Regions from separate parts of the Homo sapiens genome. Here region 2 is linked to region 1. A link is an interaction called in ENCODE POLR2A ChIA-PET data of the cell type or tissue named here. Cell type or tissue: CD4-positive, alpha-beta T cell. All regions are shown on one strand. Links, peaks and the distances in the headings refer to the core of each region. The heading gives the core; the rest is flanking DNA.

Evidence for each region. ChIA-PET counts read pairs that join two places held together with the same protein. Peaks named below come from ENCODE experiments on the same cell type or tissue, not always from the same donor. Only the 100,000 strongest peaks of a DNase experiment are listed, where the experiment ranks them.
Region 2: POLR2A ChIA-PET joins it to region 1 with 5 read pairs; 2 of 35 experiments call an interaction of 5 or more read pairs at or near these places.

Annotation. Positions count from the first base shown.
Region 1 is chr1:11,484,584-11,491,918 of GRCh38, forward strand. The region is part of intron 1 of DISP3 (dispatched RND transporter family member 3); the gene reads left to right. Among named protein-coding and RNA genes, the nearest start is that of DISP3, 9.1 kb to the left of the region's middle. In CD4-positive, alpha-beta T cell, for the core only: no CTCF peak of the experiment used is centred there; no DNase peak of the experiment used is centred there; H3K27me3 peaks cover 400 bases.
Region 2 is chr1:10,913,894-10,921,228 of GRCh38, forward strand. LOC105376735 (a long non-coding RNA gene) reads right to left here and starts at 4,840. Exons shown (of 3, transcript XR_001737778.2): 1 at 4,620-4,840; 2 at 3,103-3,357. In CD4-positive, alpha-beta T cell, for the core only: no CTCF peak of the experiment used is centred there; a DNase peak (open chromatin) is centred at 4,198; H3K4me3 peaks cover 913 bases.

The DNA of each region.
Region 1 (7,335 bases), core at 2,999-5,498:
TGGAGAGGGTCTCGTCTGCAGAACTCCCGGCATGCCCTTGATCTTGGCAATTTACTTCCTCCCATCCGTTCCTCCCTCTGAGCAAACCAGATGGGGAACCTGCCAGTTTGGAAAAGGCTGTTGGGTGGCAGGTTATGGTGTTTCTGTATACAGTGAGCTTGACCTGGGAACAAGGGGGTGGTAAGGACAGTGGGAAGGATTGGCATGGATTTAGATTCTAGCAGGTACCATTTACAGGGGCACTTCTTGGAACCACAGAGTGATGTCCTGGGAGATAGTGTCCAGGGACCTCAACCTCCTTTGCCAGAAAAGGCCTTCTCCATTATTTCCCATCTCACAAGCATCTGCCTGAGTAGTCCTACTGTGTGCCAGGTGTGGGCTTGTAGAAGTGTTAGGTTGGTGCAAAAGTATAATTGTGATTTTTGCCATTGAAAGTAATGGCAAAACCCCCAATTCCTTTTGCACCAACCTAATGGAAAGGTCTCTGTCTCTGTCCCTGTAGAGCTCATCAGAGTCCCCATTCCCACCCCCCAGGACCTCTAGCTGAAGGAGCAGAGGTGATAGATGATTAATGGTGTCTCAGCCAGGCCCCCCACCACAGTAGAAGAGGGACCCAGCTGTCCCCTGGGGCTGAGACGGCATGATCCAGTCAAGTGGTCTCTCCAGGGTCAGGAGGAAGGTTTCCTGTAGGTGTTGCCCCCAGTGCAACTAGACTGTCCATGAGCTTGATGTCTTGGTAGGAGGAGGGTGCAGTGGAGAAGGCTCACTCCGCCCAGCCATCTGCTCGGGGCATCCAGCACATACACTGGCACCTGGATGATGTGTCCTTTGCCAAGCCTTGTTAATAGAGGAGACGTGACTGCCAGCTGGAAGCCACTCCTGTCGTGAAGGAGGATGTGGTGATCTTGTCTCTGGGGAAGGCAGCTTCAACGGGGGTCAGGGTGGGGAAGGTTGTGGCAAATTGGTGTTCCTGGGAGGTTTGGGAAAAGTATGTGTCCCCCACACCCTGCAACTGCATTGACCTTTGCACTGTCCTGGGAGATCTCTCTGTTCTTCGTTGGGGAGCTCTGCAGGGCAATCACCCTGATGATAATGATCATGATAATAACAGTCAACATATTTTGAATGTTTACTACCTGCCGGGCCCTGGCTTAGAACTTTACAGATATGATCTCATTTCATCCTCATACCTGCTCAGCAAGGGGGATAGCACTGTTATCTCCATGTTAAGGATGAGAAATGTGAAGTGCAGAGAGTCTAAGCAGCTTACTAATAAGCAGTGGAGATGGGACCCAGCTGCCATGCGCACAAGGACTGAGCCCCACACTCTGGCCTTTACTTTCACTTGATTTGGGCCTTTGAGGATGAGTATGATTGAAGCCAAAGTACCTTATGAGTCCTTCAGTAATCTGGGTAATTGTGCATAGGGACTCGGGCTCTGTGTTCTGATGGATAGGGTGATGTGGGCTGACCATTTGCTTCTCGACTGCTAAGCCACCGAACAGATCACTTTTTGAATGTCCAGATGTGGGCAGCATCTGGCAGAGTGGCAGGACGTTGCTGGCTTTCATCCAGATGTTTCCCCCTTTTCCTTCCATGTAGACACAGCTGAGACTTGCACCCCTCTGGACATGATCGTGTGTGGGGACGCCCAGGTTGAAAAGTATTTGTTGGTTTTAAGGCATCATCTTGTGACTTCACAAAGGCAGGATGTTGGTTTTTGTTCCTCCCTGCAATCCAGGCCTGGGAGACATTAGAGAGGAATCAGGCTTTGGAGAAGTGTCAGCAGCCGGAAGAGAACCCCCGCCCCCTTCCCTTCTTTAGCCGGGGAAGCTGGGAAAAGGCTGGCTGAGAGTGTGCATTACAAGCTAGTAGCTGCTGTGGGTTCCCTCCAAGGGTTTCTGACTTTCTGACCTGGTGCTCCAGAGACTTCCAGCAGATGATCCCAGAGTAACAGAGCCAGGAATCTGCAATGAACAGGGACATGTCAGCCAACTGGCGTTCTTGGGAGTTAATGAACATGCGAATAGATCTGGGGTGAAAAGGTTCATGGAGCCTTCAGGAGGAAAGGAGTTGAAGACATCACTAAGTTAAGATTAAGATTTTTTTTTTTTTTAAGATAAGCTCTCTGTCATCCAGGCTGGAGTGCAGTGCTGCAATCACAGCTCACTGCAGCCTCAAATGCCTGAGCTCAAGCAATCCTCCCCCGTCAGCCTCCTGAGTAATTGGGACTACGGGTGCGCATGACCACGCGCCGGATAAGTTTTTTACTTTTAGTAGAGACAAGGTCTCCCTATGTTGCCCAGGCTGGTCTTGAACTCCTGGGCTCAAGTGATCTGCCTGCCTTGGCCTCCCACTGTGCTGGGGTGGCAGGTGTTAGCCACCACACCCAGCCAGATTATGATGATTTAACAGAAAGTCCTCATTTTATATAGCAAGCACCAATAAGTGAATGAAGTTAGAATGAGTGAATGAATTGGTAAATGTATGAATTGGGGAATGGGGCTGAGGGACTTTGACAGTCAGGGCTTTGATTTGGCAGGGCCTGACCCCAAGTATGGACAAAGGGAAGGGTCCTTCTCTTGTCCTCATCCCCCCAGTCTTGAAAGAATGTCCCCCACCCCAGGAAAAGCTGAGAAGCCACCCTGGTCGGCAGCAGAGTGCCCTGAGTCGGAGGAGCCTGGGGAGGGGGAGAGGGAGCTTTGGCTCTGGATTGGAGAGAGTCATGGATGTCCTCCCTTCCTGAGGGGACATGGAGAACGGGCAGCTACATGGAGAATGGGCAGCTGAGCCCAGCTCTGGGGTAATGGGGCGGCTGCCACCGCTACCCCTGCTCAGAAGTTGCTCTGAGGCTCAGCAGGTGCGCTTGGAGGTGATTGCTTCGGGAAAAGGAGGCTTCTGCCTTCCCTGCCACCACCTTGCCTGGGACAGCACTTGAATAGAAATCAATTTGCATCATTCCCGCTGTCACCAGCCTAAAAGACTAAGTAGCTTAAGTAGCTTATTTCTCCCTCTGCAGACCTACTCTCAGAGCATTCCCAGGCTTCACCTCCTCCAGCTGCTTCCCCCGTCCTGGAGTAATGAGGGGCCCAGAACACCCTTGGCTCAGGTTCAGTAGAGAGACTGACTCCCTGAGCGTTGCCCTCTCACTGCCTGCCCCACCCTCATCCCATTCTGCAGGACCCTCTGGTCTTGGGATGTCTCTGGCTTCTGGCTGTGGCATGGATTGGAACCCAGGAGGCTGAAAGCGGATGGAAGCTGCTGCCTCAGGACCCCAAGGACCCTATAACACTTTTGACCTTCTCAACTGGTTCCCCAGCCCTAAATTACCCCATCCTCTCTCCTGTGTCACACTCCTGTGTCCTGGCCCTCTATCATGGAATAGACGGAGCCCCGTTATCATGGAATAACTGGTGCGTGGGGAGGGGCGTTCCCATTAAACTTTGGATAACACTCCACCATTGAGCAGGGTGGGGGTGTGAGGGAAGCAGTCTGAGATTTTTGAGCCCAGGTAGCTTCGCTGGGTCTCTCCTGGCCTTTGGGGCTGGGAGCAGCAGTTCTTAGTTCCTGGGGCCCTGAGCCTCCCAAGCATTTTATGAGAAAGGCAGCAGAGTTGGAGGGGGTCAGTACTTGAGGGGCCACTTTCCATCCCCAGCCCTAGAGGCTGAGCACCAGCCCCGGACTCCTGTCTCCGTAGGCAGCTGCATCATTGTGGAGGGGGTGCTGAGGCTGAGACCAGTGTCAGACTCCCCCCACCCCACAGCAAGGGCCTCTGTGCTGGTCCCAGGGGCTGAGGGGTACTGAGCCCATCTCCTGGATGGACACCTGCTCCCCACTATCCATGCCTGAGCTGTCACTCACCAAGGGAGCCAGGAAGCCTTCCCTGGAGCCACTGACCTGGGTGGGCACCGAAGGTGAGATTCCACCTGGGCACCCGTGGTGGGGAACTTGAAGGTCAGTCTCTCATGTCTCCACCCTCCTCCCTTCCGTGGGACCCACAGTCCAGCCAGCGCTGTACCTAAGCTGTGACCAGAACGGCTGAGGGCAGATGCTCTGTGTGTGTGTGTGTGTGTGTGTGTGTGTGTTTGCAGACACGTGCGTGCATGCATGCACAGACACCCAAGTGGGGGTTGGGAGGACTGATTCTAGGACCCTGAGATTTTCAAACATGTAAGACTCAAATAAAATCTACCACAGTGAGAAGGGTACTGAGCTCATCAGAAATCAGGTTCAAATAAGTCCCTTCACTTCCTTAGCCTCAGTTTTCTTGTCTGCAAATTGGAAATAATTCCTAGGAGGAGAAAACCTACGCAAAAATGACCTGGAAGCTGGAATTTGCTGCGTGGATGCAACATGATTCAGTCCCACCGCCTCCCCCGCGATGAGAGGATTGAGGATGGGAAGAGAAAGGGCTCTGGCTCAGGAACACAAGGGCAGCCTCCACCATCTCCTCACTGTGCCCCTTTCATCTGCTGCTGGTCTCCTCAGCCCTTCACAGGCCCAGGCAGCAGGGGACGGGGGAGCCCCAAGTTCTCAGAGGGAAAGAGATTTGCCCTAAGGTTCTCTGTTCCTTCCCAGGCAGTGAGGCTGCGGGTACAGCCCTCTCCCAGAGCTCCATCCCGAGTGCCTCATGGCGGCCCCTCAGCAGGTTTGAGCACGTTTAGCTTCTGATGTATCCTCCAGCTTCTCTTTGGGCGCTATGGGGCAAAGAAGAGTTTTGCAACATCTCTGGACCCACAGATTGTGGTCTGGGCGGGCTGGGGCTGTAGGAGGGATTGCAGTCTCCCAAGCCTTCCGCAGAGCTAGGAACTGGCAGGTGACCACCTGCTGTGTCCCAGCAAAGCTGATGGCACCCAGTACGTGGCTATTGGCTATTCAGCTGTTCTTGCCACTTGGCCAGGCCCCTGTGCGTGCTCCCCTCCAAAGACAGCAGGATCCCTGCATGCTGCCCCCTCCAGTTATTCTGCAGAGAGGTGACGGGGAGCCTCTCCCAGCATCCAGCCCCCCTTGCTCTGCCTCAGTCTGATTCTCTGACTGAGAATCAGAGGCAGAAGATTTAGAGAGCATCTCTTCCCGCTCCCCATCTGGCAGACGGAGAAACTACCTATCCAGAGATGTTAAGTGACTTGTTCTAGGTCACACAGGCGAGTGGCCAGGCAGGTTCCAACCCCAAGTCCTTGGGGCCACTTCTGCTGCCCCAGGCACAGATCCCCTGCTTCCTCCACCTCCCTTGCCCCCAAGCTTGAACTTGCAGCAAGATCCCAAGATGAGATGCTGAGAGAATTGTTTTACATATTTGTTAATCACGTCTCAGAATGAAAAGGGCCCTGAGCTCATCAGCCAGGAAGAAAGCCAATTTGGCTTTCATGGCCGTAGTTATTGGTCATATATCGTTGGGATCTTTTTATCTTTTATTAACCCAGCAGTCTAGATGCTGGGGTGCTGGACTGGCTGCTGGGCCCAGAGGTTCCTCTGTACTTGGCAGCTGTGATCTCCAGCCTCATACACCCAGGACTTGGGACTGAGGGTGGGAGAGATGTCGGGGGTGGGGGTGGTCTGGACGGATTGGCCAAGGCCTGCAGTGAGAGTTTCCAGGAACCTGCTGACCCGTCAGGCCAGGGGCATCTGGGAACCTGGTCATATTTCACAGGTTCTGTAAGTGTTGCTGGGGTTTTTTGTTTTTGTTTTTGTTTTTGTTTTTGGGATGATGTTTCGCTCTTGTTGCCCAGGCTAGAGTGCAGTGGCATGATCTTGGCTCACTGCAACCTCTGCCTCCTGGGTACAAGCAATTCTTCTGCCTCAGCCTCCCAAGTAGCTGGGATTACAGGCACCCGCCACCATGCCTGGCTAATTTTTTGTATTTTTAGTAGAAACGGGGTTTCATCATGTTGGCCAGGCTGATATCAAACTCCTGACCTCGGGTGATCTGCCCGCGTTGGCCTCCCAAAGTGCTGGGATTACAGGCGTGAGCCACCGTGACCGGCCATGTTGGTGATTTTATTAAGCTTCCATTGTCTTTTCCTCATTGATGCCAAGGCTGCTTTGTGGGCTCCAGGCTCCAGTGCTGATGGGTCTTGGAGGTGAGGCCTGAGTTGTGCAGGCAGGGGCAGGAGGTGGCCAGAGAGGGTTAGTCGGGTGGAATTCCTTTTGGCATCAGGGCACGGTGGCTAAAAGGATGGGCTCTGACATTACCTCCAGAGGCTCCAATCCAGCTCAGCTCTGTAAGCAGCCTTGTAGGGTGGGGGTTGGATCAGACGTGATATAAATAAATAAAGCACCTCCCATGTGCCAGACACACAGTAGTGCTCAATGGATGGTAAACTCCCCACCTAGTCCCCTTTTAAGGGGCCTGGCAGATAGTAAGCCCTTGGACTTCTAGTTCCTTTTACTGTCTGGCCCTACCAAGAAGAGCTATTTGGCAGATCTGGGTGTGCTGTTTGTATCCCCCTGTCTGGCTGGCCCAAATGCCATCATTTCTTCCCTCCCCATGGATGGAGGAAAAGACACCCTGAGGAGTGAGCCTTGGCTAGAGATACAGCAGCCTGAGTCCATACCCCGGACCTCCAGGGACACATGTGAGCCACGGTGGAGGGATGTGGGGAGGCCAAGGCTAAATCAGTTGCTGGAGGGAGCCACTGGGAACAGGGGAGGATGACCAGGGCAGCAGGGGTTTTCCAAGAATGCTTCTGGACCGCCTGTATCAGAATCACCTGGGGAGGTGGTTTAAATACAGATTCCAGGTTGGGCATGGTGGCTGACACCTACTGTAATTCCAACAGTTTGGGAGACTGGGGCAGAAAGATTGCTTGAGTTTGAGATCAGCCTGGGCAACCTAGCAAAACGCCATCTTTACAAAAAATTAAAAACAAAAAACAAAAACAGCCAGGTGTGGTGGCATGCACCTGTAGTCTCAGCTACTTGGGAGGCTGAGCGGGGAGGACCACTCGAGCCCGGGAGGTCGAGGCTGCAGTGAACCATCATAGTGTCACTGCACTCCAGCCTGGGTGACAGAGTGAGATCCCATCTCAAAACAAACAAACAAAACAAAACAAAACCCGGATTCCTGGGCCCCACCTCCTCTGACCTGGAATCTGACCTAGAGTTTGCACTTTAACGAGTATGCCTAGTGACTCCGATTCACGTAAAAGTCCAAGGATCTTTGGGGCAGAGAATAAGGGAGTCCGCTCCAGTTGACTTGGGGACCTGCCTACAGCAGGGGCCAGTCCTGGGCTCTGGCTGGCTAAGAAGTTAATAATTGGCCGGGCGCGGTGGCTCACGCCTGTAATCCCAGCACTTTGGGAGGCCGAGGCGGGCGGATCACGAGGTCAGGAGATC
Region 2 (7,335 bases), core at 3,172-5,671, 570 kb before region 1:
ACAAGACAGAAGTGCATGAAATGTTGGTGATCTAGCCTCGGAAATCAAGTAGTGTCCCTGCAGTCATGTTCCATTGGTTGAGGCATTCACAAAGTTCTGCCCAGATTCCAGGGGAGAGGATACAGAGCCCTCCACTGGAAAGGAGGACCACTGTAAGAAGAACCTATGGATGAGAGACGCTGCTGCGGCATCTTCAGAAAACACAATCGGCTACAAGGACCATGCACGATCTTGATTGCTGGGCTAATGGGGCTGAGTACTCCAGCACATGGGGGAAGAAAAAGAGCCAGAGATAGAGGAAAGAAGCCCAGAAAGCCCTGGGGAGTCACAGCCACCAGTCTAAGGGGCAGAAGCTGGTGTCTGGGATTAGGACTTCTTGGTTGGTCCCCAAAGGATGCCACCCAACACCACCCCTCCTTGCATCCACACAGAGCTGGGGTTCCAGGATCCCCCACAGTCTTAGAAGGCTCTGAGGCCTGGGAGGGATGTCTTTCTGGAGTCCCTTTATCCTGGGCGGAGAACCCCTGGCTCTGGCTGACTTCTCTCTGGTCCTGGACCTTCCCAGGCACAGGTGGGAGGAGGGAGCTGCAGGGGGTGCCTCAGCTCCCCTATCCTTGCTCCTGTACCGCTGCCTCTAAAGTTGGCCCAGCATGGCTTCCAGAAGACACTGAACCTTACAGAGAGCCAGCTCTCCTCTTTGTAGTCTAAAACAGGGACGATGCCCAGGAAGGGAAGAAAGAGGTTTCTTTCCTAGACTGTGCCAGGCTGGGTCCCATATCTCCCCTCCGGGGGTCCTACCACGGGCCTCAGGGCCAGGAAAGGGTGGCCTGCTGGCTGCAGAGCCCCTGCCTTGTCTCTCAGACTCACAGGTCCAGGTGACAGTGCTTAGCAGCCATCAGGGTCTCCCTCCCTCCACCAGGCAGCTTCTATAAGCAAGGGAGCAACTGGGGCAGAGTCTGGCCTTCCAATTTGATGGACCCAGTAACTCATTATTTGCCTAGAAGCCTGTCTCCCCATTTTCACTATGAGCCAGTAAGGGCTGGGACTGCCTGCTTCTTCTCTGTGACCCAGCACAGAGCCTGGCTCATAGTAGGTGCTTATTTAGTATGAGTTGAGTGAATAAACAAATGAATCTTTTAAACTTTTATATTCGGCTGAGCGTGGTGGCTCACGCCTGTAATCCCAGCACTTTGGGAGGCTGAGGCGGGAGGATCATGAGGTCAGGAGATCGAGACCATCCTGGCTAACATGGTGAAAGCCCGTCTCTATTAAAAATACAAAAAATTAGCTGGGCGTGGTGGCGGGCGCCTGTAGTCCCAGCTACTCAGGAGGCTGAAGCAGGAGAATGGCGTGAACCCGGGAGGCAGAGGTTGCAGTGAGCTGAGATCGCGCCACTGCACTCCAGTCTCGGCAACAGAGAAAGACTCCATCTCAAAAAATTAAAAAATAAAATAAATAAATAAATAAATAAATTTCTATATTCCCCTTACATAGCACTTGGCACATAATAGGTGATCAATAGGTGTTTGTTGAATGAACACATGAATGAATGAAGTGGATTTTCTTCTTCTCTGGATCCCTAATGCCCAGCAAAATTCCTGGCACAGAGTAAGTGTTCAGGACTTGTTGAACTGAAATGACAAACTGAAACCCCTGTGAGGCAGCCCTATCTGGTCCAAAGAGGACTTCTGTGACAGGCTGTCACTTAGCCTGGCCACGGAGCCCCCGCCTCAGCATCCCAGCAGGGCTTGGGTTCTGGGTGCTGTGGCCACTCTCTTCCCACCTCCACCCTCCACCACATCCCGGAGTGGGTGGAGCCTCCTCTCCCTGGTACAGGAACAGGTGGGTCAGAAGCAGGAGGGAGAGAAGGGAGGGGCAGACAGATGGATGGACAGACAGACACCACTGCGATGGGCCTTCCCCGTACAGGTGGCACGAGGGCTCCAGTCGGCATCTCCGGAGGCCCCTCCCCTGCTCCCTAGGGGTGTCCCAGTGGAAAGGGCTCCCCTGAAGGCCCCTGCCTGAAGGCCCCTTTTGCTTCCCAACCCTCAGTGCACTCAGTAGACTGGGGAGGGGGGCAAGCAGAGGGGAAGACAGAATTCTTCCTGGCAGTTTAAAGAGTTTTGGCATTTTCACGAGGGCACATGTAATATTTAAATTACTTCCCCCCCGGCACGCCCGCATGCCTGCCTTGGCTTCCCAGGTGAATTTGTAGGCGCTGAAATGGTCTAATTTCCCACACAAGCCATGTCAAATATAATTTGGGTGCAAAGTTGGTAATTATACGTAACATCAGTCTGATGTTAAAAACACTGAAAAATTTAGCAAGAAGAGACGACTGGAGAGACAGAAGTCTGAGGCCCAGCCAGGAAAAGGCAGGCCTGGGCCCCGCCGAAGCCAAAGTCTTTAATTAATAATAGCATGTTTTCAGGGACTCAAAGGACGCAGGTCCCCAACTGTCTGAAACTCCTTTGTCTACCAATTACCAGCTTTTGGGGAGGGGAGAGCCAGGGAGGAAGTGGGCGGGGGACACCCAGATCTTGGCGGAGAACTGCTGGGGTTTGGGTGGGGGCTGCAGCCCACCTGTGGGCCAGCGTCCTGTGGCCAGGCAACCCCACCCTGCTCCTCTGTCACCAGAGACCAACCCTGATGGGCCCAGGGTCAGGGAGGAGGGGCTCATCCCCCTTGAGTCTGGGTCAATTGTGAGGTGGGGGTGAGCAACGTTGGACTAGAGGCCAAGCAGTTCCAGAGGTTCAGAGAGTCTGAAAACTGTGTCCAGGACCCTCTTGATTTAGGTGATGCCTTTTTCATCTCTTTTCAAAGAACTCAATCAATCTTTTTGGGAAGACAGGAACCACATATTTCTTGTGAAGACAAGGACACGCCCTTGTGTCCCTGGCACCTGGCACATAGTAGGTGCTCAACAAACATTTGTTAAATGAATGCACTGTGCAAAACAAGGTCTAATCTGTCCTCCCCTGCCCTCTGTAGATGGAGTAAGACCCTCCTCCACCACCACCGCCTGAGGAACAGCACAGTAGAGGTCAGAAAGGTTAAGGGGCAGGCACAGAGCCTGGAGTAGAACCATGATTCCATACTTACCGGTTACCAAAACTCTGCCTCAGTTTCCTTGTCTGTAAAACGGGCACAGGAATAGATCTACCTCCTAGGATCGCTGTGACTTCTGAGTGGGAGACTTCGCAGGAAGCACTCTGAACAGTCCCCGGCAGGTAGCTCGTGTTTTGCTCCAGGAGGTGGATAAGGTGCAGCTTTGCAGAACAGCTCCCCAGATGGGGTTTCCGGAGGCTGTGGGAGGAGGGACAAGGAGAGAACAAGCAGCCGGCAGGGCAGAGGAACCTGGAGTGAAGAAACACATGTCCAATGGTTGCTTTAGTAAAGCTTCTGCTGTTGGGGGTGTGAAATGAAACTTCTTCCTTGATTCTCCAAGAAACCGTCCACAAAGGCTAGTTGTGGTGGCTCACGCCTGTAATCCCAGCATTTTGGGAGATGAAGGCAGGTGAATCGCTTGAGCCTAGGAGTTTGAGACCACCCTGGGCAACATGGCAAAACCCTGTTTTGTACAAAAAAATACAAAAATTAGCCGGGTGTGGTGGTGCACACCTGTAGTCCCAGCTACTCTGGAGACTGAGGTGGGAGGATTGCTTGAGCCTGAGATGAGGAAGTTCCAGTAAGCCGTGATTGTGGCGCTGTACTCCAGCCTGGGTGACACAGTGAGACCCTCTCAAGAAGAAAGAGAGGAAATAGAAGAGAGAAAGAAAAAAAGAAAGGAAGGAAGGAAGGAGAAGAAAAAAGGAAAGAAAAGAAACAGAAAGAAAGGAAAGAAAGAAAAAAGAAAGGAAGGAAGGAAGGAAGAAAGAAGGAAAAAGAAAGAAAGAAAATTGTCAACAAAATCTCCTCTTCTCTCTTGTGCTCACGTTATGGAATCATGTCTATTTGGGATGTGTGGCTTCCAGGCGGGCAAGAGCAGGCACAGATGAGACCGGCGAGGTGGGTACTATCATGTTTTGTGTATTGTTGATGTGAAAGCGAGCCTCAGAGAGGTTCAGTGGTGTGCCCACACTTCACACTTTAGCACAGCGGGTTTATCTTCAGACAACAGGCTCTTAACCCTCTGTGTTCCACTGGCAGATTCTGCCAAACAGTAACAAAAACAGTAGCTGGCATGAAGCACTTATTGAGAGCCAGCTGCCACACTAAAGCCCTTCATGTGGTTTAACCCATTTCATCTTCTCAACAGCCCTGGAGCAAGGGGTGGTACTATTTCCTATCCCCGTTTTACAGATGAGGAAGCTGTGGCCCAGTGGGGTTAAATCACTTTCCCCAGATCACAGGACATAGGAAGTGGAACAAAACCCAGGCTGGACCCCCAGTGCCCTTAACTGTGACGAGATCACCTCCATCCAACCTTGCCCTTACCCTGCACCCCTGCCCCAGCTAAACCTCCACACTAGGGTTCTGAGCCCTGCACACTGGAGGCATCTGAGGACCTTTGGAACCACTGATGCCCCCCTGTGAAGCACTGTAAGTGCTGCCTGGGTGTTGAGATTTTTTAGCTCCCAGGTGATTCTAGGGTTGGGAGTTTAGAACATTAAACTTACCCTGCTTCAGCTCAGTTCTCCAACTGCGTCTCCAACTGCAATGTGCATATGAGTCTCCCGGGAATCTTGTTAATGTTCAGGCTTTGATGCAGTCGGTCTGGGTGGGTCGAGAGCCTGGGATTCTGCATTTCTGACAAGCTTCTAGGTAATGCTGCTGCTGCTGTGGTCCAAGAGCCACACTTTGAGAAGCGAGGCTCCACATCAAGGGCTCTTGAGTTTGCCTGTACATCAGAATCTCCCATGGAATTTGAAAAACCACAGATGCCTGGGTTCCAGCCCAGAGATTCTGATGTCATGACCATAGAAGGCTGGTGGTTTTCAGGCCCAGCTGCACATTCAACCAGTTGGGGGCTTTGAAAAATTACCAATGCCCAGGCCACATTGCAGACCCTTGAGAATCTCTGGGGTGGCACTGGAGCCCCTGTATTTTTTTTTTTTTTTTTTTTTTGAGACAGAGTCTCGCTCTGTCGCCCAGGCTGGAGTGCACTGGCACGATCTCAGCTAACTGTAAGCTCCGCCTCCTGGGCTCACGCCATTCTCCTGCCTCAGCCTCCCGAGTAGCTGGGACTACAGGTACCCGCCACCACACCTGGCTAATTTTTTTGTATTTTTAGTAGACACAGGGTTTCACCATGTTAGCCAGGATGGTCTCGATCTCCTGACCTCGTGATCCGCCCGCCTTGGCCTCCCAAAGTGCTGGGATTACAGGCGTGAGCCACTGCGCCCGGCTGAGCCCCTGTATTTTTTAAAGTACTCCTGGTGATTCTAATGGGCAACAAGGGTTGAGAACTACAGTTTTGAGGTGCGTCTCACATCGTTCTTGTAGCTAGATCCCATAAAATCCAAGCCTTGGTTGCTTCTTCAAAGGGTTCAGATTATTGGGTCAGGGGCGAAACCCAGGAACCAGCATTCTTTTTTTTTTTTTTTTTTTTGAGACGGAGTCTCTGTTGTCCAAGCTGGAGTGCAGTGGCACGATCTTGGCTCAGTGCAACCTCCGGCTCCCGGGTTTAAGCACTTCTCCTACTTCAGCCTCTCATGTAGCTGAGACTACAGGTGCCCACCACCCACCACGCCTGGCTAATTTTGGTATTTTTAGTAGAGACGGGGTTTCACCCTGTCAACCAGGCTGGTCTCGAACTCCTGACCTCAAGTGATCCGCCCACCTCAGCCACCACACCCAGCCTGCCAGCATTCTTTTTTTTTTTTTTTTTTTTTTTTTGAGACAGAGTTTCACTCTTGTTGCCCAGGCTGGAGTGCAATGGCACAATCTTGGTACACTGTAACCTCCGCCTCCTGGGTTCAAGCGATTCTCCTGCCCCAGCCTCCCGAGTAGCCAGGATTACAGGCATGCACCACCACGCTAGGCTAATTTTGTATTTTTAGTGGAGATGGGGTTTCACCAGGTTGGTTAGGCTGGTCTCGAACTCCTGACCCCAGGTGATCCACCTGCCTTGGCCTCCCAAAGTGCTGGGATTACAGGCGTGAGCCGCCGCACCCGGCCCTGCCGGCGTTCCTAACACACTTCCCAGGGGATGATGAGGCAGTGGGCCTCAGGCTATAGCTCAGGAAGAGCTCCTCTGTTTCCTCATCCTCAGCCCCCTAAACCTGCACCATCCACCCAGCACACACCCCCCACAGCAAGTGGGGCTATTCACACACCTCCCCACAGCCAATGGGGCTATTATGGGATACCCACGTGGGAGAAGAAGGACGTGGAGGAAAGACCGACAAGGGGCTGGCCCAGGCCACAGCTACCTGTCGCCATTGGTGGCTGAGCAGGGCTCAGAGGTCATCTTTGCCCTGGGACAGGCAGGGAGGCAGGACCGTGCTTCCAAGAAAGGCAGTAGGGGAACAGCAACTGGGAACCAGACCAGAGGTCTCCCGTCTAGCCAGTTCCTCACACAGGCTCCCTGGGCCAACCACCCAGGCAAGTCAGGACAACACCTCCCCTCCATGACTCCGTTTCCTTATTTCGAGAATAAAGAGAATAATCTCGCCCCACCTCACCTTGTATGCATTATTGTGTATTTTTTTTTTTTTTACTTTTAGATTAAAGTAGTAACTGCTCAAGGCAAAGAATTCAAACAGATCAGAAGCATGTGAAGTGAAGTGTCTTTTAGAGATCCACTGATAATAGTTTCTTGTGTGTGGTTCCAGACAATTTTTTTTTTGGCGTGTACAAACATGCATCTGTATATACTTTTAAAAAAATAGGATAGCATATATGATTGCAATTTGTTGTTTAATTTAGTAATGTATCATGGGTATCCTTCCACAGAAGTCCGTAATGATCTATCTCATTCTATTTGAAGTCTGTGTAATATTCCACAGTATGGAGAGACCATATTTTATTTAGCCATTCTCCTATGGATAGACATTCCGGTAGGTTTTCATTTTTTTCCTGCAATAGACAACGATTCAATGAACACTCTTATTCTGAATACTTCAGCAAGTATATACAGAGGTAAATTCTTGGAAGTGGCTTTGAACCTCACCCCCGACTTTCCATCTTGTTTTATGAGAGATTGACAGGTTGGAGTTCTGCAATATATATGGATCTTCAATGAGAAGTGACAAGCTGATGACAATCAGGGCTGCCACGGATTTTGCACCACAGTGAGAAGGATTTCAGGTAGAAACTGATGAACACCACCTGCCTCATTTCCATGATCACCACCAGCACTAACCCCAGCATCAACTGTAACCTCTAACTCAC